Linked DNA regions of Mus musculus: region 2 is linked to region 1. The links are chromatin contacts, found by Hi-C or POLR2A ChIA-PET in ENCODE. All regions are on one chromosome and are shown on one strand. The core of a region is the stretch at or near the end of the contact, and the rest is flanking DNA. Distances in the headings are between cores, read along the strand shown. Region 1 overlaps Smc3 (structural maintenance of chromosomes 3). Region 2 overlaps Rbm20 (RNA binding motif protein 20).

The links. A loop is a pair of places that touch in the nucleus more often than their neighbours do. ChIA-PET counts read pairs that join two places held with the same protein, here RNA polymerase II (POLR2A).
Region 2: a map of heart shows a loop between it and region 1 (2.8-fold over the local background). The contact joins two enhancer-like sites. A Hi-C loop is called at or near these places in 20 of 37 maps with a recorded cell type or tissue (ES-E14, T-helper 1 cell, T-helper 17 cell and 8 more). POLR2A ChIA-PET finds 5 or more read pairs at or near these places in 4 of 5 experiments (Patski and embryonic stem cell).

Annotation. Positions count from the first base shown.
Region 1 is chr19:53,644,493-53,651,777 of GRCm38, forward strand. Smc3 (structural maintenance of chromosomes 3) reads left to right here. Exons shown (of 29, transcript NM_007790.3): 29 at 215-1,339. The coding sequence ends at 286. Among named protein-coding and RNA genes, the nearest start is that of Gm46653, 28 kb to the right of the region's middle. Within about 2 kb of position 4,457, at least 2 of the 3 ENCODE cell types and tissues checked have a DNase peak (open chromatin) inside an H3K27ac peak, as active enhancers do; they include heart, where a contact is called at or near this core.
Region 2 is chr19:53,734,088-53,741,616 of GRCm38, forward strand. All of the region lies in intron 1 of Rbm20 (RNA binding motif protein 20), which reads left to right. Among named protein-coding and RNA genes, the nearest start is that of Gm30943, 16 kb to the right of the region's middle. Within about 2 kb of position 5,971, at least 1 of the 3 ENCODE cell types and tissues checked has a DNase peak (open chromatin) inside an H3K27ac peak, as active enhancers do; it is heart, where a contact is called at or near this core.

The sequences.
Region 1 (7,285 bases), core at 3,207-5,706:
CTGTGCCAGGCTGTAGAGCGCCGATTACTCTTCCACAGTGAACAGACAGGGTTGTAAAGACTTCTAACGGTCGGTGAGTCAGAACCACTGGGCATGTAAATTTAAAAATGTTATTGGTGGTAGGCTGTGCATATTGGATACTACTCTGTGCAGTGCAGGTACTAACTGTATGTTCTTTAAGATTTAACAGACTTTAACGTTTATTGTTCTTCAGGTTAGTCACATTGATGTGATCACAGCAGAGATGGCCAAAGATTTTGTAGAAGACGATACCACGCATGGTTAACTGAAGGATAATGCTTGCTGTCTTGGAAGATGTGTATAATAATGTGGTCCATACCCAGAACTGTAAATTTTAAAACTAAATATTTGGTTATTATTGAGTTTTTAGATTTAGAGTACACAGTCCTTTTATACTTGTCTTTGTATTTTATAAGCTCCCCTGTAATGTTACATTTCTACATATAGCTGAGGAATTTTATTTCCTATGCGGCTTTTTGTAAAGTGTCCTCCTATTTTAAATCTTTTGAGATATTCTAAATATTCTTCCCAATTATTTTATAGCTTCTATTAAATAATTGGTTTGTGACTAACTTAGTGTAAATGTGGCCTTTGGTCTTTGCAATGGTTAGAAACATTAAATACATATTTTGCATAAGAAAGTGTTGCTTTCAGTTACTAGAGGACTAAAAAGTACAGTTCTGTATTCTGTTAATTACTCACTGGGTTTTCAATTCTGGCCATGGTTTATAATCTGTTTTGAATTTTCCAAAGTGTCACAGTGCTAAAGTCTTTCCTTGGGCTAGCCCAGGCAATCTTAAGGAAGTGCTGTCCCAACCACCTTGCTTAAAAGTTCCTCAGGTGGTGCAGAGTTTGAGGACTGCTAACAGCCCTGCTTTTACTCAGATGAGAGTCCTTTGAACATTCTTTTCTGTTTACATCATACACACAGGTATTGGATCTCATGGGTCTGATTATAGATGTTTGTGAGCCGCCACAGGACCACTGGAAGAACAGCCAGTGCTCCTAACTGCTGAGCCATCTCCCTAGACCCCTTCCAACATTGTCAATTTAATATGACTCTCTTAACCAAAGCCATAGATTTAGAAAAGCAGTTTTATGTGGGATTCAGATGCTGATACCAAATGTGAGCCATGCGGTTTCCTTGTTGGTTAAGCCAGGCAGTTCCAGGAGACACTTAATACATACTGTGTTCAGTTCTAGGACCACAAAAAAAGTAAGGCTTTGTTGCTGAGGCCACATTCACCATGAGGTCTTTGGGGCATTTTGTTTGTTTTTAAATGGTTTTGCCATTCATGTGCCATAAAATTTACCCATGTATGCCTGTGTGTAATTCATCATGTTAGTGCACTCAGCATTGTGTGCTCATTCCTTTAATTTTAGAACTGTAGCTGTGAGTGGACCCACTTCTCTCCGCCTCTGGTGACCACAGTGGCTTTGGTCTTACACTGTGGGTCTGTTTGTTTCAGTCAGTTCATGTGGATCCTACAAACCCTGTGACTGGCGGCTCTCACCTAGCAGTGTTGCGAGGTCCAGTCCTGTAATGTGCGAGTACTTTATTCTTTCCTGGTGCCGACTGTCCTGCTGAGGAGATGTTCCGAGCCTTGCTCATCCATCAGCCGGGCTTGCTGGTTCCTGCCTTTTGCTTCTGTAAATGCTGCTGCTGCTGTGGATGTCATTGATCAGTGACTTGGAATCATTGACTTTGGAAGAGTTTGCTTTAGCAGCCACGTATCCATTAATAGGACCTGGAAAGCCACTTTAAAATACGTGTTCAGTGAGACTTCTCATTGAATGTAAGGGGCGCACACACGCGCAGTGGTCAGACAGCTGCGCAGTTTGTTCTCTCCTTACACCCACGGGTGGGTTCCAGGAATCAAGCCCAGGCTCTGAGGCTCACAGAGCATGCATTTTTATTTTATGTATGAGTGCTCTATCTGCATATACACCTGCATGCCAGAAGAGGACATCAGCTCCCAGTATCACATGATGCTGTGAGCCCCCATGTGATTGCTGGGAATTAAACTGAGGACTTGTGGAAGAGCAGCCAGTGCTTTTAGCCCGCTGAGCCAGCCTGACAGCCCCAACGTCAGAAGAGGTGTGTGAGTTTGTGAGTGGCAGGTTGATGCCCAAGAAGTTTACAATTTGTGATAATGTTTTGGAACCAGGGATTAAACCAGGATTTTGTGCGTGTGTAAACACGGTGAGCATAAGACCCCTACCTGAAGGAAGGCCTCATCCTTAGCTATTTAACCGTAATTGGGGTTTAGCTCTAGTGTACAAACGGGTCTTAGGTTCTTGACTTCCAGTGATTCTTCTGCTCTGGCCTCCACAGGAACTCAGCTCAGAGGTGTGTATGTACCACTCCCAGCTTAACATGTGCATCAAACTTGGGACTTTCATGATGGTCGCCTCTGGAGATCAGCAAGGAGAGCGCTTTAATGCTGTGTTATCCGTCCTAAATAACAGATTAGACTGGTTAGGATTTGCGTACTCAAAAGTGTGGACATTTTTTAGGAAATGACACAATTTTTTTTTTTTTTTCAAGACAGGGTTTCTCTGTATAGCCCTGGCTGTCCTGGAACTCACTTTGTAGACCAGGATGGCCTTGAACTCAGAAATCCGCCTGCTTCTGCCTCTGCCTCCTGAGTGCTGGGATTAAAGGCATGCGCCACCACTCCCGGCTTAATGACACAATTTTAAGAATAGTTTTTGGAAAGTACAAATTCAGAAGTGGGAAAGGGCAAAAACTGATTTTTTAATGATTCTTTTTAAAATTAAGCATCAGCAAAAATGTGTTTTCAAACACTCACTTGGCTTGATGGTTTAAAGGTTTCCTAACAACTCTAGAAGGAGCTAGTTCTCCATTCAGCTCGCAGGAGCCTGCTGGTTGGATGGTGTTTGGGAGGAGACTTCGCTGTCCGAGCCAGTGGTCCTTACAGGCCACAGCAGCGAGCTGCTGGCTTCGCAGAGTGGGCACTGCCTGTAGGCAGCTGTGCCTCCTTGAGGGTTCATTTTCTCTCTATATGCTGTGTTGTTGGATAGCATTGCCCTGTTGTGAGGGTGGGGCCCTGCTGCCCTGTGTCTAATTTCACCTGGGAAAAGCAACGCCAATGAAATCTGGTTTAGTCGTAGCCTTGCCTAGAAATAGGTTACGGCTTGGGTCACGTTAAATCTTGATAAAGTAGATTAACATCTCTACAAGAAACATTGGTTTGTCTAGAGCTCAGGTTTGGCAAAGCAAGTCCTCTTTAAATATGGCTTTGGTGTTTGCACATTAAGCTAAAAATAACGGGACCTTGCAGTTAGAATATATTTAGTTCCAGAGATGCATTTCTTTATTTTAGTTTAATATTCTAATTTTACAGATGAGATGTGAAGCCCAGATCAGGCAGGTGGCCCAAGTGAACATATTAGCACACTTAGATAACAGAACCAAGCCGTGGGTCCCTTCTCTCAAGAAACTCACACATTTATTTGCAGGTGGCCTTGCACGTTACACAAAGACGAATTTTAAGGTTATAGATGATTGCCACCTTCACTTTGTCTCTGCCCTTTGCCTTTTTTTGTTGTTAGTTTTTTGTTTGTTTGTTTGTTTAAAGAACTCACCAACTTAGGAACACTTAGGTCACACTTACCCATGTCCCAGGGAGACTTGAGTTACCTCCAGTTGCCAGGCTTCTGCAAGGAAGGTGCCAGTGTTATCTATAAATCTGCCACCGTGTGGCCGACAGGCACCCCTTCCTAGAGACAGAGTGTCTCCTGGGTGTAAGAGGCCTTGTGGCAGCCAGTAGCTACACAGAACACGAGGCAGCGTGGAGATTAGGGTTGCAAAAAGAATGTGGATATATTTACTCTGTCAGGTTGGCACACTGTGGTATGAGTTTTCCAGAGACCTTAACGTTTGAACATTATCTTTGATGGACTGTGTAATTGAGTGTCTTCAAGAAATTATTCAGCCATTAAAATTGATAGCTCAGCTGTTAAGAAGAGCGCTTGCTGATTGGTTCTCAGAATCCATATCGGGTAGCTTCCAGCTGCCTGTAACTAAGTCCCGAGGTATCAGACACCTTCTGGTGTGTGTGCAGAGAAGCAAGTGTGTGGTGGTGGTGGTGGTGGTGGTGGTGGTGGTGGTGGTGGTGGTGGTGGTGGTGGTGGTGGTGGTGATATAATAGAGCCCCAAAGCCTGAAGGACATGGGTTTAGAGCCAAATTATTTGGGACTAGAGTGTCAGAGCCTATTAATGTCTGATGTACAGTGCCACTTAAGGCAAAGACTTCTTGGGAGCCGTTTCCAGCCTACCTTGCCTCCTCACAGTTAGAAAGGTGCTTTCTTCAGCATTGTGTAGGGGCTCCATTTTCTCTCAGCCTAAATCTCAAGCTGTTTTCCCCGTAGCCACTAGAGGGAGCCCTTGATACATGCTGACCCCTCAGATTTGGGATCTCAGGTTTTCTTCCACACTGATTCCTCGCTAGAGTTGCAGCCGCTGTGAGGTCAGGGTGTGGTATAACTGAGACCTCTGGGGCAGCACTTTATGAGCGAAGTGTTAACTGCTTGCAGCTCACTCCTAAGTGAGCTTTGGGGCAAAGGTGCCTGCTGCGCTCACAACAGGTTGTGTCACTGTTCCGGAAACAGCAGGAAGCCTGGGTGTTGTAAAGATGGCAACCCTTCCTCACGCCAGGCCTGCTTATTCTCTGCAGAGCACGCGCTTGCTCCTTTGTTCCTTCTGCCTTCTGAGTCCTCATTTAAGCGCAGAGGCATCCTGGTTCTCTGCAGCCTGGCATTCCTAAAGCAGAGGTTGCCTTTCGTTCTGTTTCATGTATGGTTTCTAAGTTCCCTCTGTGTCCTGTGGTTTTGGCATTTTAATCCACTTAGTGTTTTCGAATTATTGGTAGCAGTCACTGTGTGATCTCTGGACACCCCAGGAAGACCTGTTCTACCCTATTGCCTACCAAGCCACGAAAAGCCATCCTAAGAGGTCCTGCCACTTCCAAGTTTCACCAGAGGTGATGCTCTGTCACTGTGGATGAGTGGCTTAAGGACCTTCTCCCACAAACTCGTGCTGCCCCAATTCACTCCACCCACAGAGCATGGTGACCAGGTGGTAAAGCGAAGCTGAGCGACCCATTTTACTGCGTTGGGAATGGGCAGCTGGTGACTGAGTAGGACAGCAGAACCTCCTTTAGACATGTGTATGTGCAGGGCACACATCCATCCTGTCTCATTAGCAAACCAGAAAGGTTTTCATATGAGTCCGTGCTGCAGTCTCTGCTCCATTGTGGTCACTTGGAGGGTTGTACTTTGGATTCACAGTGGCCTCACAGACTGAAGCCCTGGTCTGTTTGTTCACTGGTCTCCAGCTGTGCCCTGAAGGGCTGGGGTCTGGAAGTGGGGTGAAGTCACTGGGGGCAAGTCTTTGAAGGTTCCATCTATTCCTGCTTCCTGGTCCATTAAAATGTGAGCAGCTGCCTTGCCTCATGCTCCTGTCAGGACAGCCACTCCACCCTGCCTCGCCCTGTGATTGACTGAAATCCCCCTGAAACTGAGCCAAAATAAACATTTCCTCCCTGAGTTTGTCTCTTTCAAGTACTTTGGTCACGGTGATGAGAAAGCAACTAACAAAGAGCTGGGGAGATGGCTCCGCCGGTAACCGTGACTGCTCATGCAGAAGGCTGTGGTTCTGTCCCCAACACCCACATACCACCTGTAACTGCAGCTCCAGGATCCAGCATGTTCACCCAAAAACATACACATACTCATAAATAAAAATCTTATTAAAAAAAAAAACATACAGAATGGTTGGTGAAGTGTGATTTTTTTTTTTTAAATCTCATTAGGCAAGCCCAGATAGCCAGGGGAATTTGCCCCCGAGCACAGTCAGACCTACTAAGACCTCTGACAGAGCAAATGCTGGTCTGTGGGTCTGTGAAGTGGATAAACTGGATTTTAGAGAACTTTTCCTGAAACTAAGATGACCCCAGTCACTGCTTGTCTCTAGCCCAGCCAGTACGGAAAGCCACAGTGGCCTTGCTCAGAATCCAAACTGTCACATGAGTGGCTTTCATGTTTTGGACCAGATGTCTCTTCGGTCTTCTATGTGGGCATACCTTCCTCAAGCCCCCACCAATAAGCAAGCCTTTTAGAACCTGACCTCCGACCAATTAAACCTTGTTACCACCTAAGGACCTGGATTTCTGTTTTGAAACCATCTTGGATGGAGACCAGGTTTTCTTTAGCTCGTGTGTGCTATATGCATGTCTGCGTGCATGCAGATGCCAGGAGAGTATATCTCCTTTATCACGGCCTCCTCCTCTGAGCCAAGTCTCTTCCTGAATCTGGGGTGCATGGTTTTTCTGCTAGACTGGAAGCCAGCAATTCCCCTGCCTCCCTATCTTGCTCTCCACCTTGAAGCTAGGGCTACAGGTATTTATGAGGATGCTCTGCTTGTTAAATGAGTTCTGGGATCTGACCTAGGTGCTCATGATGGTAGAGCAAATGTTCTTAAGCCCTGAGCCATCTGTCAGCCCTGAGATCAGGTTTTCTTATCCCCCTTTCGGGCTCAGAGAAGGTCCAGCAAAGGGGTGGCTGACACGTTGCCTCGCCTCTTGTCAACAATCACGTTAGTTGTTTTGTTGCCCCTTCCCCCCAAACATACACACGCCCTTTGCACTCGTACACCTATCCTTTAACCACAGTGCCTTACACATTGTTATCCAGAACACAGGTGCACATCCCTGCCTCAAGCACAGTCCTTATCATTCATGGTCGCTTCACCTTCCTTCCTCCCAATTCTTATCCTCCAGAGTCCTCCCATCTCAGCGTCACCCTCCTCCCGAGACTGGAGATCTCTGGTGATGTGTGTGATTTTGAAAAGTCTAGAAGAGTCCCATCCACAAGGAATATATGTCAACAATTTCCTTACCTCATTAATTAATGTGGGGACCAGAAGGTTGGCCAAAGTTCAGTAGGACAGTGGACCCACAATCCTTAGGGCTATCTTTTCTTAGTGACGGGCCATTTCCAATTTAGCAGTTGTGTGTTCTCCCATAAATCAACAGCTTCTTTTATAGAGTCCAGTTATTAATCAGGAAGTAGTGGATCAAACAATTGCCTTTATCTTTTAGAAGGTCAGCTGACCTGGGTGGGGGGTGGGGGGCGTGCTTCCAGCATAGAGCTGTGAAAGTTTGCAGTACACTTGTGCCTTGTTTGAGGGGATTGGATCCTTCCTTCCTTCCTTTCTTCCTTCCTTCCTTCTTCCCTCCTT
Region 2 (7,529 bases), core at 4,721-7,220, 91 kb after region 1:
CAAGTTCCTGAATTTACTTACCCAAGTTGTTGGGTGATCTGTCAGAGTTCATTCTTTTAACTTGTGTATTGGTTTTCCACAGAGTACATATAATTCAACTGGCCGGGCGTGGTGGCGCACACCTTTAATCCCAGCACTTGGGAGGCAGACTATAATTCAGCTGGTTACCCATTTGCCCCATGAGGGATATCTGGACCCTTTCTGGGTTGGTTTGGGGCTATTGTGAAGAAAAGTGCTATAAACATTTGCATGCAGGTTTTTGCAAAAAAACATGTTTCACTTCTTTGGGATAAATGCTTAAGTCTCACGACAATTGTACATTTAAACTCACCATTTAAATAGATACCAAATAATACTTATTTATTTAAACATTATAGTGAGACTTTCTTGGATCCACCAGCTGTATAAATAACGACACAGACGTTTATTAATATTTTAAAGCTTAGGTCTTAGCTGGGCAGTCTCCTGACCACTCTATCCTGACAAATCCTGTCCTTAAGTCTCACCATGAGGCCAGATGTACCCCTCCGCTCTGCACACTTCCAAGTCTTCTTCCAGAGTCCCTGTCTCTGCCTGGAGGTCCTGCCTTCCACTTCTTGTCCAGCTATTGGCCGTCAGCTATTGATTCAAGCCAATCAGATACAACTCTAGATTGCCTTGGGCAGATGAGCAAGGAACAAATATTTATGAAACAGGAGACCAGTGGTGGGCTGTAGAAAGGTCAACACCAATATCTGACTAGTATTTAGCTCTTTGCCAATGCAGAATTAACAATTGAATATACAGAGAAACACCTTCACATGATATAGCCCGACAAAATGTGTATTGTATTATTTACTTTTTGCCTTGCTATGACAAAATGTTTAACAAAAATCAACTTAAAGAAGGTTTTATTTTTGGCTCATGGTGCAAGACAAAAGTATAGGCAGCTGGTCGCATCACGCCCCCTGTTGGTCAGAAAGCAGAGTCAGCAACATTGTCCACATCAGGATGTGAGCTTCTAGTCTCACGTAAAACTCCATAGAAATAACTGGATTCATCAGCAAGGCAATTCTAAATCCTGCCAAATTGACAGTCAAAATAAGCTGTGTATGTGTCCCACTTATACAGTCCTCCAGTGGTAGGTAACACTTTGCAACACACAGCAAACTTCGACAGGCTGATGTTAGCATGGCCACCATTTACCTACCTGGCTTATATCTCCCAACCTCACTCTTCCTCATCTCGACATACATTTTATTGATTGGAATTTCTATATGAAATTTCCTTCACCAGACAAATAAATCATTTAGCCTCATTCAAGTTCTGAGCACATGGGGACTCTTTGCTCTAAGAGCCCATGAATGGCTGCCAGGCCATTTCCCAAGGAGCCCTCGTTGTCACCTGAAATCTGTGAACTGGGCCTCTGCCCTGTCTCTATTTGCGTGATGGTCTTCTAAGCTCCCAGAGTGATCTACTAAGAATTGTTTATGAAATCTGGGGCATTTCTAATCCAGAGTTATGAGCGCTTCCTCATTCCTCTCACGAAGGCCCAAGAACCACATAGTCACGTCTGGCACAGCGATAGCCCTGCTTCTCAGCGCCTGTTCTATGTATTAATTGCTTTCCTCGTTGCTGTGGCAAAATCCATTACATGAATCAACCCAAGGGAGGAGGGTTTATTATGTCTTAGAGTTTGAAGAAATGCAGCCCATCATGGAAAGCGACACAGGAAGGCTGGCTTGCCACACTGCATCTGCAGTCAGGAAGCAGAGGTGAACGCTAGAACTTGGCTAACCTTTCCCTTTTTATTCAGATGTCAGTGAGGGTAGGTCTTCCCACCTCAACATAATCTAGAAAATTCTTCAGACATGCCCAGAAATGCAGACTTGAAGTTGGCAACCAAAATATACCATCATTACCCCCCTTCCGTTTCCTCTCACTCTCCTTTCTTCTTTATATTTACTTATTTATTTCTCTATTTTTTGAGATCGGATCTTATAGCCAAGGGTGATCTTGGATTTCTGATTCTCCTGGCTTCAACTTCCAGTCTCTGGGATTATGAAGCCCAGCTTGTGTTGTACCTTTGAATTTATAGAAGGCACTGAATTGTTCTATAAATATTAAAACAGGACACCAGATTTCCCATCGTGTCCAGCACTGTATAAGGAGGGCAGGAGATTGAAAGAGTTCTGTGATGAATCTTGTGTGAAAGACATGTTTTTTTTTGTTGTTGTTGTTGTTTTAATTAGGTATTTTCCTCGTTTACATTTTCAATGCTATCCCAGAGGTCCCCCATACCCACCCCCCCCAATCCCCTACCCACCCACTCCCCCTTTTTGGCCCTGGCGTTCCCCTGTACTGGGGCATATAAAGTTTGCAAGTCCAATGGGCCTCTCTTTGCAGTGATGGCCGACTAGGCCATCTTTTGATACATATGCAGCTAAAGACAAGAGCTCACAGGTACTGGTTAGTTCATAATGTTGTTCCACCTATAGGGTTGCAGTTCCCTATAGCTCCTTGGGTAATTTCTCTAGCTCCTCCATTAGGGGCCGTGTGACCCATCCAATAGCTGACTGTGATCATCCACTTCTGTGTTTGCTAGGCCCCGGCATAGTCTCACAAGAGAGAGCTATATCTGGGTCCTTTCAGCGAAATCTTGCTAGTGTATGCAATGGTGTCAGCATTTGGAAGCTGATTATGGGATGGATCCCTGCATATGGCAATCACTAGATGGTCCATCCTTTCGTCACAGCTCCAAATTTTGTCTCTGTAACTCCTTCCATGGGTGTTTTGTTCCCATTTCTAAGAAAGGGTAAAGTGTCCACACTTTGGTCTTCGTTCTTCTTGAATTTCATGACATGTTTTATCATGGGTCTGGGTCTCAAACCGTTGGGAACAAAAGCCATTAGACTGTGCAATCAGATTACAGAAGGCTTGAAAAGGCCCAGGAGATAAAAGGGGTGGGGTGGGAGGTGAGGGTTGAGGGAAGAGGAGTCTGAGACAGAGTTGATAGTGTTGGTGACCCCAGTACCAAGGCTTGGGGAGTTGACCGTGAAAATTTCTGAAGTATTTGAATCTGAAGAAAAGCTATGTCATCATCATCGTTGTCGTCGTCATCATCATCATCATCACAAGATATTTGTTTTAGTTAAAGACAAGGGTCATTGGAGAGTCATGGATTCACCCAAAAGGATATTCTTTAAATGCAAGAGGAAAGTGGAGAGCCAGACCGCATGGCACCAGCGTGTGATGCTGCTGCAGCAGGCTGAGGCAGGAGGATCCAGGCGTGAGTTGAAGGCCAGGCTGTGAAACTTGGTGAGGCCATATCTCAAAATAAAAATTGAAAAGAAAGAAGGGAAAAGAGTAATCCCTGAAACAAGCAGAGTAGAGGTCCTGCCTAGCGTGGTGAGGCCCTGGGTTCACTGCAGGAGGGGAGATCTCAGTGAGGGGCTGCTGGGGCTAGCCTCCACCACCACCACTCTGCTTTCTCCCTGCACCCGCTCTGCCCTCCCAGCTCTCATGGGATGCTACGGCCTCTTCCTGGTGAGTCCTCAGTTTCATGGAGAGAAAGCAAAACTCAACGAACACCAAACCAGATAACTTCTGTTCTCTGTTTGACAAAACTGATTTCAAGGCAAATTGTGTGGACGGGGTCATTGTTGTTGTCCTGATTTTTCTTTAGTTTGCAAAAAAAAAAAAAAAAAAAAAAGATTGAAGACCAGCCCATTTAAGCTTTAATGAAACAGAAAATGTTTCATGTCCCAATTAAAATGCCTCATTTAGTGAAGAAAATTACTACTACATTTTACATTCTGATGTGTTGTTACTGCATTTTTAAACACAAATAAAAGCTCCAGGTGTGCCAGGCATGGTGGCGCATGCCTTTAATCCCAGCACTCCGGAGGCAGAGGCAGGTGGATTTCTGAATTCGAGGCCAGCCTGGCCTACAAAGTGAGTTCCAGGACAGCCAGAGCTATACAGAGAAACCCTGTCTCAAAAAAACCAAAAATAAATAATAAATAAATAAGTAAATAAAAATGTAGGCAGAGGCAGGCTGTGGGATTGAGGCCAGCTTGGTCTACATAGACAGGGCCAAGTCAGCCACAGGTATTTAGTGAGACCACTCTCTATAAAAGTAACAGATGAAAGAGCCTCTGAAGACAATACTTTTTCTGATTGCTTGAGCTATGTTGCTCTATGTCTCACCAAGGTCAGGATGTTTGGAAATTCTAGACCACTATTAAGTCTCATCCCTGATATTTTGTAGCTGTGTTTGTTGACTTTGATCTATAGTGTCTTCATAGCTGGCTTCTGCCTCTTTCTCTGCAAAATTGTAGCACTTGGTACAGGCTGATGATCTATGGTACTTGGAGTAGGCTCTGGCAGGTGGAAAGTTCTTAAGAAATATAAACTGTTTCTGCTTCATTTTCCATACATGGTACCCATGCATCTCTGGGATAGCCTCACACCTGGAAGGTACCCACGTATCTCTGGGCTAGCCTCATACTTAGGGATATCCAATTACTGAGCTGCATCCCCTTTCTTGCCTTTCCCCAGCTCAACAGTTCTGCTAGACATTCACTGAAGGCCACGGGAAGTTGCACAGAGTACTATAAGATGTGTCTATCAGAATCAAGCCTGGTGGCGAGAGCTGTTCTGGTCTATCCTGAGCCGGAAGGGATGGGGATCCAAGCTGGAGTGTTGAGCTATCAGAAGGGTAAACCCCAGTCATATGAGTGTCCCTCCTCAGCTGGGGGTGCCAGGGTTTTGCAGCTGTTGCTCAGAATAGCAGAGGCTTGGGTGTAGCGGAGCGCCGTGACAGACCACTTTTCTTTCTCTGGCCTGACCCTTGCCTCCTCCTGGTCCTCATAATTGCCCAAGAATGTGTCCAGGCCTTTTGGTGGCTTTTGGGAGCCCTTTATAGCAGCTAGGAAGGAATTCGTGGTATTCTCATCATGTTTAAGAGCTTATACAGGACCCAGCTCATGTTGGACAGGAAATGAACTTCAGGCACCCAGAGAGACTGTGCATGGCTGCTTAACATGGCTGGTTTACATTGTAAAAAACGAACCTGTTGCCATTTAAGTGGCCGAAGAACATTCTTAACTTTACAGAGTTTAATCTGCAGTTGATAGGTTTTCTTTTTTTTTTTTTTTTTTTTTTTTTTTTTCCTTCTTAAGAGAGTGATCTATTCGGTATGACTTATTTGGAGTAGTGTGAAGGAAATGGTTTTTAATAAAAAAAAACTGGAATTGTGGTACAAATCTAGTCTACAACAGTGATCTTCTGAGGTAAATAATCTCAGATGTAGATCATAAAATAGACATAAAACGGAGCTTAAGCATTTACTTCTGCTAACCTGAGAGTCCAGAATGCGCGGTAAATATTCTGTAGTACTAGCTGCATGGCCAATTCATTTCAACTGGAAAATAAAAACCACTAGTGGACGTATAACTTCATTAAGGACACGCTAGAACGTAACTTTTACGTTGCTTCTGCTGGCCATAGTGCTGTCCTGCAACATGTCCCTGGGATTTTTACAATAAGCAAGAATTATTTATGTTATAGAGGGAGAGACAAACATACAATTTTGACTTAGATTCTAGGTAGCAGTCTTGAGGATTTGGGGACCTAGCACTCCTATCCCCAAAGTCAACCCCAGGAAAGGAAGTGAAGTTCAGGGCAGAGTTTGAAACCAGCCGGCAGGTGTTTGAGGGTGGCTCAGACTATGCCAGAAATATGCAGTGGGTGTTCATAAACGCAGGGAGGATGACGTGGGCCCAAGATACCATTTTATATCAGGCATAGATGGAATTTTATTTCACTTTAAGTTCTGGGCTATCAATAGCCCTTTCCTTTTTTAATTTAAAACATTTTTAAAGCATGTCTTCCTCATGCCTTAATCGCAGGTCAGAAATGGGCTGCTGCTGGCCCACACCTCTGCTTGCCTTTGAACCAGGACAGGAGCGACCTTCTGAAGCGGGGTCAGGTTCAATGTGAGATAAACAGCTTGTGATTCTAAACCCGTGTTGACATGTCATCCGCACTGGACAATGTGGTGTTGCTAATGCCCTCCTGCTGCTTGTGAGATGGCCAGGATTTAAATGCTGGGAGGAGGGGATGACTGGTATTTAGATGCTTGCCTGCCATGGAGATGGTCATTCCACAGCAGACACAGCACAGCAGAATAGACACTCAGCTCCTATGCGCAAAACCTAGCAAAGGAGGCAGGTAGAAAGGTTATCTTCTGTTCCACTCTTCGTTTATGTGTCTGTAGGCAGAAATGCTTTGACTAAATATATATATATATATATTTTTTTAAATCTATTTATTTATGTGGGGGACTGAAGAGAATGCCCAGTGGTTAAGATTCAAGTTTGGTTCCCAGAATTCACAGATCAGATCACAGCCATATGTAACTCCAGTTCCAGGGAGCCTAATACCTGCATCTGGCCTCCACAGGTGCTAGGCATGTGCACTGTTGCAGACACAGACTCTATGTGAGTCCCAGGTGCTGGGACTTTGAAGGAGGGCAGGTGACACAGCAGTTAGTCTGCTGGTTCCATCGCTGAGGGACCATGAAGACTTTTCCATAAGAAAATTGTCTCTCACAGCCAGGGCTATACAGAGAAACCCTGTCTCGAAAAACCCAAACCAAACCAAACCAAACCAAACCAAACCAAACCAACTAACCAACCAACAACAACAACAAAACCCAAGAAAATTGTCTCTCAATGTCACCTTGGGGGAGGTGGTGAGGCATACAGATGATGTCATCCTGGGGGTAAGGCGTACAGATGATGTCACCCCAGGGGTGGGGAATGCAGATGGTGTCACCCTGGGGGTGGGGTATGCAAATGGTGCTCCCATGGGGGTGGGGCATGCAGATGATGTCATCCCAGGGGTGGGGCATGCAGGTGATGTCATGGGAGTGGTGGTGGTGGATACAGATGCTATCCTGAGGGTGGGGGATACAGATGATGTCACCCTGGGGATGGGCCATGCAAATTTTCCAAGGCTCTTGAGAGAGGTGGTGTGGGAGGAAGACTCTTGCTGTCACAGAACACAGAGACCACAGAGTAGGTCTCAGGATGGGAGTGTTTCTGTGAGACTTGAAGTGACAGGTGCTGAGGGAGACATCAGACTTTCCCTCTCAGCTACCCTTTACTTAGCAGGCCTGGGAGAAGCTAGGAGGAGCAGTCTGGAGTAGGGAGCCATGAGGTCAGATCAGTGTGTGTGTGTGTGTGTGTGTGTGTGTGTGTGTGTGTGTGTGTGTGTGTGAGAGTGTGTGTGTATGTGTGTGTGTGTATGTGTGTATGTGTGTGTGTGTGTGTGTGTGTGTGTGTGTTTGTGTGTGTGTTTTCCGAAGCCTTTACCACAGCAATAGCTCTGTCTGGTCTGGAGAGAAAGGAACAAGAAAGCCTCGCAGCAGTGGTGAAATTAAAGCTTTGAAACGAACTGTGTTGTCTTAGAAATCTAAGCAAGACTGGAAGTGGCTAAAAAACTAAAGAATTGGGTTGAGCTGACTTTAAGAAAGCTCTCACCAC